2 separate regions of the Homo sapiens genome follow, and region 1 is linked to region 2. The links are chromatin contacts, found by Hi-C in ENCODE. All regions are on one chromosome and are shown on one strand. Each heading gives the region's core, a stretch centred on a gene start or an enhancer-like site at or near the end of the contact. The rest is flanking DNA. Distances are from core to core; before and after follow the strand shown.

Region 1 (6,793 bases), core at 3,413-5,912, 1.2 Mb before region 2:
TGTTTCCCTTTTAAACTGAATGCTTTTAACAGCATCCAAGTCACCTCTTGAATGCTTTGCTGCTTAGAAATTTCTTCTGCCAGATACCCTAAATCATGTCTCTCAAATTCAAAGTTCGACAAATCTCTAGGGCAGGGGCAAAACGCTACCAGTTTCTTTGCTAAAACATAACAAGAGTCACCTTTGCTCCAGTTCCCAACAAGTTCCTCATCTCCATCTGAGATCACCTCAGCCTGGGTTTCATTGTTTATATCATTATCAGCATTTTGGTCAAAGCCATTCAACAAGTCTCTAGGGAGTTCCAAACTTTCCCACATTTTCCTGTCTTCTTCAGAGCCCTCCAAACAGATCCAACATACTCAAGACTGGGCAATTTACAAAAGAAAGAGGTTTAATGGGCTTACAATTCCACATGGCTGGGGAGGCCTCACAATCATGGCAGAAGTTGAAAGGTACATCTCACATGGCAGCAGACAAGAGAAGAGAACTTGTGCAGGGAAACTTCCATTTTAAAACTATCTGATCTTGTGAGACTTATTCACTATTACAAGAACAGCAGGGAAAGACCTGCCCCCATGATTCAATTACCTCCCATGGGTCCTTCCCACAACACATGGGAATTCAACATGAGATTTGGGGGGGGGACACATCAAACAATATCAGCAAAGTAATCTCAAGGTAAATGCTGCAGCTGCAAGTGCCACTCGTGAGTATTCTTAGGGCAAACAGGAAAAGGGTTACTGGCAATTCTATATTGCATATTGTCATGGATGGATTTTGGGAGGGTAACATGTCTTGACTCCACTGGGAAAGTACAGCAAATAATGGAAGAGTATAGCAAAAGCGCTGTGTTTGGTACCCTTTTGGACTCTGCCTTACGTGTTTCTTCCCTTGGCTGATGTTAGTCTGTATTCTTTCCTTGTAATAAATGGTAACTGTAAAGATAACAGCTTTCAGTGAGTTCTGTGAGACCTTCTAGCAAAATTTCAAACCTGAGGGTGTTTCTGGGAACCCTCCAAACTTGCAGTTGGTGTCAGAAATCAGGGACACCTTAGAGACTGTGCCCTCAAACCTCACAGGTTGTCTAACTCTAGGTAAATATATCAACCTACAAATTGTCTCCATCACAAACTAGAGGCTATTTTATGTTTTTTTGTTCGAAATTCTCTTAAAGTATGTTTTGAACACTGATATGTTATCTTTTCTCATTTTAAAAAAATTCCAGGCATAATGAAAAGGGTGTTCTTGGGTCTAACTCAGTTTTGTGTCCCCAGCATCTAGATGGAAAGTACAAGTGATAGGGGGTTGATTTCAAGTAATAATCATTTTGTTGGAGGGGTCATTAGAAATTATTTGGTTATATGATCCTACTTTTTGGGCTTTAAATATAAACTGAATCTAGAAGGCAGAACTTGTTGTAATTACTATCCACACTTCACACATACTGTCTTAGTCCATTTTCTGCTGCTGTAAGAATACCACACACTGGGTAATTTATAAACAAAGAGATTCATTTGGCTTACAGTTCTGGAGGCTGGGGAAGTCCAAGATCCAGAGGCTGCATCTTGTGAAGGTCATCTTGTGGCAGAAAGCATCACAGGGGGAGAGAGGGTGAGACAGAGTAGTGAGAGTGCACAAGACAGAGAGAAAATGGGGACCAAATTTATCCTTTTATCAGGAGCTCACTCCCATGATAACTAACCCACTCCCACAATAATGGCATTCATCCTTTTATGAGGGCACAGTCCCTATCACCTAAATCACCTCTTTAAAGCTTCACTTCTTAATATTATTACAATGGCAATTATGTTTCCAATGCATGAATTTTTAGAGAACACATTCAAACCACAGCACATTCCTGCTTGGGCTTGAGCAAGGGCAGGAATGTTACTTGATTCTCCAAATTTAAGTCAGAATCCAGACCTCATTCTAATACAGTTGGTTAGTTTGGACAGAGCTTTGCCCTTAGCATCTAATTAAGAATATTTTCCTTAATGGATTTTCTTGAGCTGCCAAAATGTTGGCACTGAGTCCTAGTCATGATAAGTAGGTTTAAATTTTATTTTTAACTTAAATGAACAACATGTAGCCTTGTTAGTATTTTTGGAGGTGTCTGTCTGCTGTATGTCACTGAAATCATTTAATGTGAAGGGTGGGAGTAGATTGATAAAAAGATAGATGCCCAAGGAAGTGGTCTGGAATAGGAGGAGGATACGCAAAATATGGTATAGGGACATTTCTTTGATCATCCTAGTGATCAAAGATGGACCAGCTGTTAGCCAGGAGGGAACAAATCTCCTTTCCTTTTTCCTTATCTTAGTAGGATTTTGAAGTGCAAGAGAAGAGAGGTGGGGAGAGAAACTGAAGTTTCTGGCTTCCCTAGAGATGTATAAATTAAAATTATAAACTAACTTGTACAGTTTAGATGACTATGGTTAAAATGAGGGGACATTTTTGTACTATATTGTGTAGTCATCATTGTAATGGTTTCTGCTAAGCTACACATGGGCTGTTGTAATTCTAACAAAACATCTAAGCCCACATACAATTTTTGTTGCTTTCCCTCCTTTCTCCTCACAGATTTGCAGAAGATATTTTTGTGGTCAGCTGAGGCAGGAGTTTACCATTTAGGGTAGAGTAAGGAGAGAAAAGGACTCACTCTGTTTCAGCACATAACCTCTTCATTCTTGATTTTGACATCTTAGGCAGGATTGGACTTGAAAGGATATTTACTCTTTGGCTGTTGTCATACAGCTATTAGTTTCTTTTGCTGAAAAACAAATCACTCCAAAATTTACTGGCTTAAAGTAACAAGAATCATTTTCATTATCTCTAATTGTTTCTGTGGGTCAGGAATTCAGAACTGGGCACAGTGGGGATGGCTCGTCTCTGCTTTATGAAATTTTGGACCCCAGCTGACTCAATGACAGGAACAATCTGAAGGCTCATTCATTCCCATGTAAGTCCAGCTGGAATTGCAGGCTGAAGCACCCATATGTTTGTTCAATAGTTTACTACTGAACAAAGTACATTCCCCTAACCCTTGAGTGGGCCTCTATCCTGGAAATATTGAAAGGTCATGTCACTCATCTTTTGACCAATCTCCATATTTTATGTAAACATTGGTATATTCTCTTAATGGAATGTTACTTTTTTATTCAATTTTCACTAGTTTTCTCACTTACGTTCTATTTCTATTTCAGGATCCAACATTAAAGTTGGTCTCTTTAGGCTCCTCTTGGCTCAGACAGTTTCTCAGACTTTCCTTGTTTTTCATGACTTTAACTGTTTGGAGTAGTACTGGTCAGGTATTTTGTCTGATGTTTTTCTCATGGTTAAACTGGGATTATACATTTTTGGGAGCCTTATCTTTTTAATATAATCTGTCACTGTTGCAAAAGTCCACCAAAATAAAAATGTTTCCCTCCTCTGTTCAACAATCCTTCAGCTTCCCCAATTGTCTGCAGCAGAAAATCAAATTACTCAGCATGACATAGAAAGCTTTTCAGAATCTGGCTGTTGCCTTCCTCTTCAGTATAAAGTGTCACTCTACAAACCATTTGAGTTCTTTCCGGAAATGAAGCCCTAACAGTCTTGCAATGCCCGAGATTCATTCAGGTACTCAGTTCTGGCTAACTCCAGTGGATTCTCTCACCTTTTACTGCTCCTTATCTCCCGCCACTTACTTACACCACTTTCTTCTTGTCCTATACACTTTTCTAGATTTCCCCAATCTATTATTTACCACTGTGATCATTCAGTCATTCAATAAGTATTTATTGTCTACTTTGTGGACAGGCACTGTTGTATGGTTGAGGATACATTAAAAAGACAAGATTATGTCACTACCATCAGTGAGTTTACATTTTAGGGGGCAGGGTACATTTGCAAAGTACAAACAGTGTGGAAGTGAAGTATACCTTAGAGAGTCTGAGATCTCCTCTCTGAAGAACATAACTGTTGGTTTACTTGTCAGCCACCAGACTTTCCTTCTCTTTAGCTGCCTCAGAGGAGAGGGTATCTAACTCAGCTTTGTTACCCCAGCGTCTAGTTTAGCCTAATTCATTAAATTAACAGTTTTGGACTAAATAAATGCTCTGAGAGTACTATCTAAAAATTAAAAATCAGTTGCTTCCATCCCTTTCCCCAGATTTATCCTTGAAATACCTTTCAAACCTGTTTCTGGAAAAAACATTAATATCCGTAAGATTCCCATTTGAGTCAAGTATGATAACGAGAAAACTTTTGTCATTAGGATGCTAATATTAACTTCCTATTTTACATGTCCTAATTCAAAGGTAAATTTAATCTTCCGAATCTAGACCTCCCGGTTTTTCTGGAGTTGAATGGACAGGGTAAAGTCTGACACACTCTGAGTAGCGGAGTGGGGAACTGGCTGTAAGGACATCCTTAGAATAGTTAAAATTCCGCTGGGAAAACGAGGCTTTAGAGTGGCCTCGTCCTCTACGGCTACCCAGGCAGCCTTCACAAGGAAGGGCGACCAGAGTCCGCCAGTGCATAAGAGAACTACACTTAATTCACGCGGGCCTCTTTCTCCAGTCCACCTAATACCACAGGAACCTACCCAGGGCCCGCGCCCCGCCCGTTTCCGGGTTGTCGCCGCCGCTGCCGTCAAGTGCGTAATGACGTATCAATCTCCTGAAGACCCCGGAAGTGCAACTCGAACTTGGTCGGGGCGCGGATCCCGAGAGGGAAAGTCATAACAACCGCACGAGGGAGTTCGACTGGCGAACTGGAAGGCCACGCCTCCTCCCGCCTGCCCCCTCAGCCCTGTGGCTGGGGGCAGAGCTCAGGTAGGACTGCCGTTTGCGGGGATGTGAGCTCCGGGGGCAGGCCCGGGTCGAAATCAGGAGGGGGCTGGCCTGGGTCGGTCTCAGGCGGTGGTCGCTGGCCCTGGGGACCGAGGCTGTCTGGAACCACGCTGCATTCCCTGCGGACACCTCTGACTTGTGTCTGGGCCTCCGCTGATGGGCAGGTCCCATGTTCCATTTCCACTCTCTAGGCGGGAGCGACGTGTGTGTTCCCTGGATGACTTTCCTTATGTCGGGGCGTACGGGATTCTGGGAGTCCCTGGAGACAGAGTAATGGGCCCTCCTCCGCTTTCTTGCGAGTGGAGGTATTGTGGTTGTTGTATTAATTTTTTTTTCTACAAAAAGTATTATTAACTGCCAGCGCTTTACCAGAAGTCATTCACTGCAGAGGGATTAAAGTGCAGTTATAAAATGCTCTCAAAACTTGTAACATGCATGGGCGCGGGTGGGACGTTTCTCTGGGATGCAGTATGAATTAAGTGTTGAATACTTTTGACTTTGAAATAAAGTAAGTATGTTTTGGAAGCAGTCTTCTCTTTCCCTCATCCAGGTGTTTAACATATTCTTATAGTGCTCCAGGGTCTATATCTGTTGGGCCAAGAAACTCGTTGTGTTTGGATATACTGTATTTAATGACATGCAATGTTGTTGCATTTGTCCATTTCTCCCAAATCCTCAAAAAAGCTGTAGAGGGAAAAATTCTCTGGTTTTTATCTACAAGTGCATTGTATATTTATCAAAATATCAGTGCGATTTTTTAATGTAGTACATGACATCGTTTGCATTAACGCATGCCATATACTGCATAACAAATATCTCATTGATAAGGTGTATTCTTTATCCTACAATGCGAGGGACGGTTACACTGTATACATTTAGCGAATGTAGAAACTGAGTAAGAGAGTATTTTTGGATCTGCTTCGTTAAGGCCTCAGTGACAGTGCTGGTACCAGGCTTCTTTCAGAATTTTCAACTAGGCCTTACTTCCACTTAACCAGTGAATCCTACGCTGAAAAGTTAAGGATGCTCTGGATGCTTTCAGGCTATGGCTGCTCCATATGGTAGAATAAATAGTACCAAGGCCAAGAGGGAAATATTATCTATGAAACCATGAGCATCCACTTGTTTATCCATTTAGCAAGTATTTACTGGCAACCTTCAGTGTGCCGGATAGTGTTCAGGTGATGGGAAGACAGCAGTAAACAAAATAGAAAGTCCTTTTGCTCCTGGAACTTACATTCTAGTGGATGGAGACGTATAATTAACAAGTAAATATATAACAAGTAGTGATTAAGAGGTATAGAGAAAGGCAGGGCGCGGTGGCTCACGCCTGTAATCCTAGCATTTTGGGAGGCCGAGGCGGACGGATTGCCTGATCCCTGGAGTTTGAGACCAGCCTGGGCAACACGGTGAACCCCGTCTCTACTAAAATACAAAAAAATTAGCTGGGTGTGGTGGCGTGCGCCTGTATTCCCAGCTACTCTGGAGGCTGAGGCAGGAGAATTGCTTGAACCGGGAAGGCGGAGGTTGCAGTGAGCCGACATCATGCCACTGCACTCCAGCCTGGGTGACAGATCGAGACTCCGTCTCCAGAAAAAAAAAAAAAAAAAAAAAGAGGTATAGAGAAAAATAAATTAAGGGGAGAGAGAATGATAGAGGATGCTATTTTAGATAGGGTGGTAAGCTCACCCTCTCTGATAAGGGAACACTTGAGTGGAGATCTGAATGAAATGAGGGAGTGAGCTCCGCAAGTATGGAGGAATGAGTTGGCCTAGTACAAAGGCACTGAGACAGGAGCGTGTTTGATATATTTGGAATAGCAAGGATGTAGGCATGGAGGTAGCAGTACTTAACAATCTCAAGAATGAATATTTATTCCTTGATTTGGTGGCATGAGGGATTTTATTTATTTACAGTTTATTTTTTTCAGCTTTCCCAGACAAACCTCTGAGGAGAATCTG
Region 2 (6,155 bases), core at 1,853-4,352:
GTCAAATAACAGTAGCTGGTCAACAACATATTTTCCCAGAAATGTCTTCAGTTTACTGAGTGAGGTATTTGAGTTCTAGGTCAGAGGTGAAAGCTGCTTCCAATGGGACTCTTCTTTCTTAATCTTTCCCTCATGAAGTCCTGCTCTGAATAAATGGGAACAAATATTTTAACTATACTGGTTTGCAGAGAAACCAAATTATTGCCCTGTCCGAGTGCCTACATGTTTAAGTCCCTGCAGATCAGGGGAGGTAAAAGCACAATGACAGACTTCAGAGAAACGTTTTATGTCATGTCTCTCATCTTTACCCCAGGCTAACTCAGAGTTAACCTTCCCGGGTTTTTCTAATCAACCCCTAGTCTTTACAAAGAAAATTCCATTCCACCAAGAAGACATAATATGTTAAAAATCTGAGTTTCTGATCACTTTTGCAGTTTTCTTTTCCATCTCATGACTCTCCGTACACAGTCACTCGCTTTTCCCCCAAAAGTGTTGCTATCCTCAGTCTACACTGGCTAAGGCTAGAACTAGGGGACTCATCAGCCTGCAGGCTCCAGTTCTTGCCTTATCCCTTTATACTTGCAGCTTTGATATTCGCATATTGCCTTTGATTCTGAGTGATCTCAAGATGCCAGGACCTCTCCTTAAATCACACTGGGTGCTTCATTTTAGATACGAACTTACCAGTGAAACAGGGTACCCAGGTGGTCACCAAAATTTGTTTGAAAATTAACTACTGGAAGAAAGGAACATCCTGTCCTTTAAACTGCACAGCTTTTCCTCCCATCTTGATCAAAATAAGATAAAGCAAATATTTTATTTTGAATGAGAAATTTTGATATATTGGTGAGATAAACTCCCATATATGATAATACAAATAATCGTATTCTTTGCAGATCACATCATGTTTTCTTTCAAGAAAATAAAGTTTCCCCCTGTGGAGGTCACAAAGAATTTGAGGGTCTTAATTCTAGATGAGACAGAAGCAGGCTAGCCAGTATAATGTGAAGTAAGAAGGGTGTGTGTGTGTGTGTGTGTGTGTGTGTGTGTGTATAAAGGAGAGAGACGTTTAGGAGGAAGCTTCTGGAGGTGTGCACACTTGGGGAAGTCATATAAATCTAGTGTTTTATTCTATATTTATTTTCTTTCTTTTTTTTTCTTATTATTTCTTTCTTACAGTTATCCCTAAGCCTTCAGCAAAATTTTGTTAGATATTTGAACCTGCTATTGACTGTGCTGTGGGGAATAATGAGACAGACTCATGTCCACACTTAGCACAAAATGGCATGAAGGGAGCAGAAATGGCTTGAGGGAAGTCAGACTCAGGCAGCCAGAGGGTGCCGGCGGAGGGTGTGACTGTAGACAGAGACAGATGGCTGGGAGGGGTGAAAGCGACCACCAGCACAGGTTCTGAGACATATAAGCAGTCTCTGGAATTCTCAGAGTTACTAGGGCACGAGAAATTGCTAAAAGACTAAAGTCCCTGAGGGTGGGGGTCTCAGACTATTGTTGTATAGTCATTAAAGGGAAGGGTGACCCCTGGAGGCGAGAGCAGCCTACAGCGCAAGCTGTCTTCAGTCACAAATTCCTTCAAAATGCATTCCTTAGTAAATAATGAAAATGCCCACCCCCTCCCCAAATGCCAGCTAAGCATTTTGAAAATGCATTATTTTATTAGACCATCTTATTGAATTAATGCACAGATACAGCTAAAGGAATAAATGCAGACTTAGCAGTGTTTAGCCTCCCAGGCACCACCTGCTCCTTGATTCTCCTGAGCTAGGGATTCAAGAGCCCCACTCTTCCCGAAGACACTACAAAACATTTGCAATGGCACACTTATACTCTCACCCCTCTCCAAGCCTGTCTACCACCAGAGAGTCTCAGTTTGTTAATGCAGTACATTTTCTGGAGTTAATTTTTTTTTCCCCTTATAGTCTAGTGAATAAGCTTCTTAACAAGATTGGAACATATTACATACTTTGGCTTCCCCATCAAGCCTATTGCAGAGAATTCTGGATGCAGTGGTGAGACTTTCTGAACTGAAACTGCACAGCTAGGAAGTTATATTTTCAGCTTGATCTCAAAGTTTGTAAACTGGTCTGTTCACAGGGATGCAGAGGTGTCCACAGTAGCTCTAGTGAATGTAGAGCTGTACCAGGCCTGGTAGAATATCTTTGAACCTTTGAAAATGCATTAGTCTTTCTCTACTAACATTCTCAATTTCACCAGCTCAGAAACAGATTTTGTATCTTAAGTATAAGTTATGATCCCCAACTGTCTCGCAACTTAAGTTCTGATCAAAAGTAGATTTGTTCTACAGCCTGGCTACGGAAAAGGCCTGCTTCCTCTGTATCCTCATTCAAAACTTAAAATAAATAGTATAATGTCTGTGTATGCAATTTCTAATGGAAGTATTTTCTGAAAGGCAAAACTCAAGAGTTATTTGTTTAGTTTTGATTAAAGTTGTCAAAGGCATTCTACTGAAGTAAAATAAATTATATTTATATAATATTGATTGTTTTAATCTAATAATTTTAATTTTAAAATGTTGGTCAGTGCAGCTGTTTAGGCACCAAATGATCAGGTAGTGATGATTGTCTGAAACTTCAAAAATCAGAGCAAGAAATTGTCATTTATTGTGTTCTGACTTTATGGAAGTCTCAATGAATGCTACAAACTTTTCCAAGTGATGTTTTACAGAATTGCTTTTAAAAACCCCAGAGGGTAAACAGTATTCTCAGAATAAATAGAAAAATGCTGACCTTGTCAGATTTAGCTGCTGAAAGCCAAGCTGTTTTAAGACTTGGAAGATCAAGGGTCACAGTTATAAACAACACAGATAAAAAAAGAAGAAAAAAGAGGAAGAAAGTAAGAAAGCTGGAAGGAAAAATAAAGTATAGTGAGTTACACCATGAATATAAGTAATAAATACATTGACCTTGACAAAAAGGGAATGAGATACTTATGTGGAAATATAAAATAAAAACAAGGCAAAATTTTTTTTAAAAACTCGCAGCCCAAAACTACTTGAAAAAGATGTTTCTTAGAGTATATTTAGAACCGGAAATGAGTCACTTTAATTTCATCTGTTTTTGGTTTCAGAAGGGGAGAAAGGTCAAAGCTTCTTTGTTTTAAGTGAGCTGGTCACTCCTTCTGAAGTGTAAAATGATAGGGGTCAGGAGTCCTAATGAAACAGGCATTTCCCAGACACCCAGAGCTGCAGAAGAGGTCTCCATAGTGGCAGGCCAAGAACTGGGCTTCAAAAAGGTGTTTTAAACAAAGGCAAGGCAGAGCTTGACCCTTTCTTGACTTTCACCATATGGACAACAGGATGTAGAAATTGGCCATTCCTTTCTATATTTTCATAAATTATCACACATTATAGCCCCACAACCAAACCATTATAGTGCCATTCACACCTAGGCCCAAGACACAGAGGTATATTTTTTATATTGCCCTGGTACAGGTGATGTTTTCTGTTAAGCCTAGATGAACTGAAACAATATTAGGAAGAAATTCTCATTGCTGAGAACAAAAGTACGCACTAATAAAAAAAGTGAGTGTTCTTAAACCTACTGGATTCAACATCCTTTGAATGGGAACGTTAAAATATAATACATCCAAAACAGTGTTGGGCTCAAGCTGACTGAAGAGACAGATTTTAAGAAGTGAGCCCTATCTTTACTCTGAGCACGGAAGGCCAAAACAAACTGTCTTCTTCAGCAAGAAAGTAAGAATACATTGCTTTCTATGTCTTCACCAGATTTGTCCAAGGTAAGGAGGTCTGGACTGTGGAGAAGATGGAGTTTGGAAGGATATGCAGCTTATAAATGCAGTTAGACACAGAGGATTTCCATTGCATCTCCAGTTTGTTGGTGGCTGGTTCCTCCTTTGCTGGTCTCTTTTATTCCATCTGGAAGATTCTGTTCATGTACACCTCTGAACTCTAAACTAGTTGTTCCTGACTTTGTCTCTGCAACATTTTTTCAGGCCTGTTGTATTCCTGACCTTGCTTCCTCTGTGCAATATATTTACTCCAGGTCATCTCTACCATGCCTGTCACCATTTTGCTTAATGGTTGGGGTTTGATGTTTTTGACCTTGGGTTGAACCCAGGAATGAATAACTTCTCTATACTGGCTCAGTGGCTGAATTATCAGTGTCTTTCCCTGACAATGTGCATGTTTTCAATGATTAGAAATGCAGCCTCCAAATAAGGAAAAAGGATAATATTTGCATAGGCCGTGCTTAGTTGCAGGTTTTGGAGCCGGAGATGTTCCAGCATAGATGCCTGTTCATAGAAGTGCTCCAAAATTGTATTTAGTGTAATGACACGTCCTCTTTAAAACCCTTTATAACTTTCTTCTTCCCTGGCCTCGTAAGAGGATAGAGAAATGTTTCTCGGCCATTACATGCGACTCTTTACAGGTTATCATATTCATTATGTCATTAGATTTACCACAACCCTGAAAACTTAATAGAGAAATTATTATCTCTAAAAGTTATACCACTAGCAGGTGGCAGGTCTGGAACAAACATCCATGCCCTATTGACTACAATACCAGTACTCTTAGTACCATGCTATGCCTCTCTCTCATATTATTATAAGAATAATAAACCTATAGTTGCAGAGTTGTAGAGCTGTATGAAGCCTTAAATATCATCTAACTTAGCCACATTATTGTTACAAAAGAGCAAATGTGACTGAAGAAGTGGCTTACACAGAATTATTGGCAGAAAACATCATATCTTCTGACTTCAAATCACACACACACACACACACACACACACACAGGAGATGACAAAAGGAAAAGAGATTGAGTCAGAAACTAATAAAGCTTAGGAAACACTAATGCAGCCAGGTGCAGTGGTTCATGCTTGTAATCCCAGGACTTTTGGGAGGCTGATGCAGGAGGATTGCTCGAGGCTAGGAGTTCAAGGAAACAGAAATGAGAAAATTTTCAATATAGTCATGGTTTCATGGTAGAAAAGGTTAGTAAAGACTAGATTCTGTATAAAAAAAAACTTCAAAATCATTAGTTTAATTTTTCTTAACTACAGAGACTATGAAAAAAGGCTAAGTTTTTAATAATTTTTTTCAAAGCTAATGCCTTATTGGCTCTTTTAAAAATTATTTATTGAGTATCTTCTGATCTATAAGACGTAGTTGATGATATAACTGTGACCAGCATATAGTGTCCACTCTCAAGGGATTCTTTGTGTCATAGAGGATTGTGGCAGTTTTAAGCCATGGCTACAATTATTTGACACTCCACCCATCAAAAGATGGGCTCTATGTCCCCTCCCATGCACCTGAGTGGGCCTACAATTACTTTCCTTCTGAGGCTGAGTAATATAAGGTCATGCACTTGGGAACTTGAGCTGGTAAGAAGCCCAACTACCATGATGTCACCATCCTGGAGGGGCAAGACACATACTCCATATGTAGGCAATGGCACTCTTACTGACACTCCCACCCATGCCCAATATTCCCACTAGTGCTGCCAAGGCACCGAACATGTGAGTAAAGTTTGACTTTCCATGTCCATCTGCTGGGTGAATGCCACCAAGTAACTCTGTCACTTGTCAGTGACCTGGAATAGAAGAATCACTCAGCAATGTTCCGTCCAAATTTTTGACCCACAGAAATTACGAGACTTAATAAGATGGCTGTCATTTAAGTTACTAAGTTTTGGGATTGTATATTATATAGCAATAAACAACCATAACAATGAGATAATAAATATATTTTAAGGAATTCAGAAATAATAGAAGTAATAGAAGGCATGATCCCTGATCTCTATGAATTTACAATTCACTTGGGGGAAAGGGGTAAGAATCACTAATGAAGCAATTAGAGAGATCAATAAGAGCCAGAAAAATCAAGGAAGTATAGGAACAAGTCAAAATTGAAATGGATCTTGGAGAGGCAACTTGCCCTAGTGATGGAGCAATTCAGAAGAAGACAATGATATTTAGTAAACTTTAAAACTGATATTATTAACAGTAACAATGATAGCAACCACTTATTTAGTGCTTATTATGAGCAAATAACTCTCTAAAGTTCTTTATATATTATTTCAGTTGCCTTTTAATGAACTTTCAAAATACGAATTGTCATGCCTTTTATACCTAGGAGGAAATAGAGCAGCT

Evidence for each region. A loop is a pair of places that touch in the nucleus more often than their neighbours do. Pooled maps may share reads with other maps.
Region 1: a pooled map shows a loop between it and region 2 (6-fold over the local background). The contact joins the promoter of ARB2A here to the enhancer-like site in region 2. A Hi-C loop is called at or near these places in 2 of 37 single-sample maps with no recorded cell type and 2 of 50 pooled maps.

What each region holds. Positions count from the first base shown.
Region 1 is chr5:94,109,532-94,116,324 of GRCh38, reverse strand. It overlaps ARB2A (ARB2 cotranscriptional regulator A), which reads left to right and starts at 4,662. Exons shown (of 11, transcript NM_032042.6): 1 at 4,662-4,814. LOC105379087 (a long non-coding RNA gene) reads right to left here and starts at 4,623. Exons shown (of 7, transcript XR_001742441.2): 1 at 4,586-4,623; 2 at 3,921-4,000; 3 at 2,660-2,770; 4 at 1,524-1,578.
Region 2 is chr5:92,905,080-92,911,234 of GRCh38, reverse strand. No RefSeq gene overlaps it. Among named protein-coding and RNA genes, the nearest start is that of LINC02058, 32 kb to the left of the region's middle. Within about 2 kb of position 3,102, at least 2 of the 41 ENCODE cell types and tissues checked have a DNase peak (open chromatin) inside an H3K27ac peak, as active enhancers do.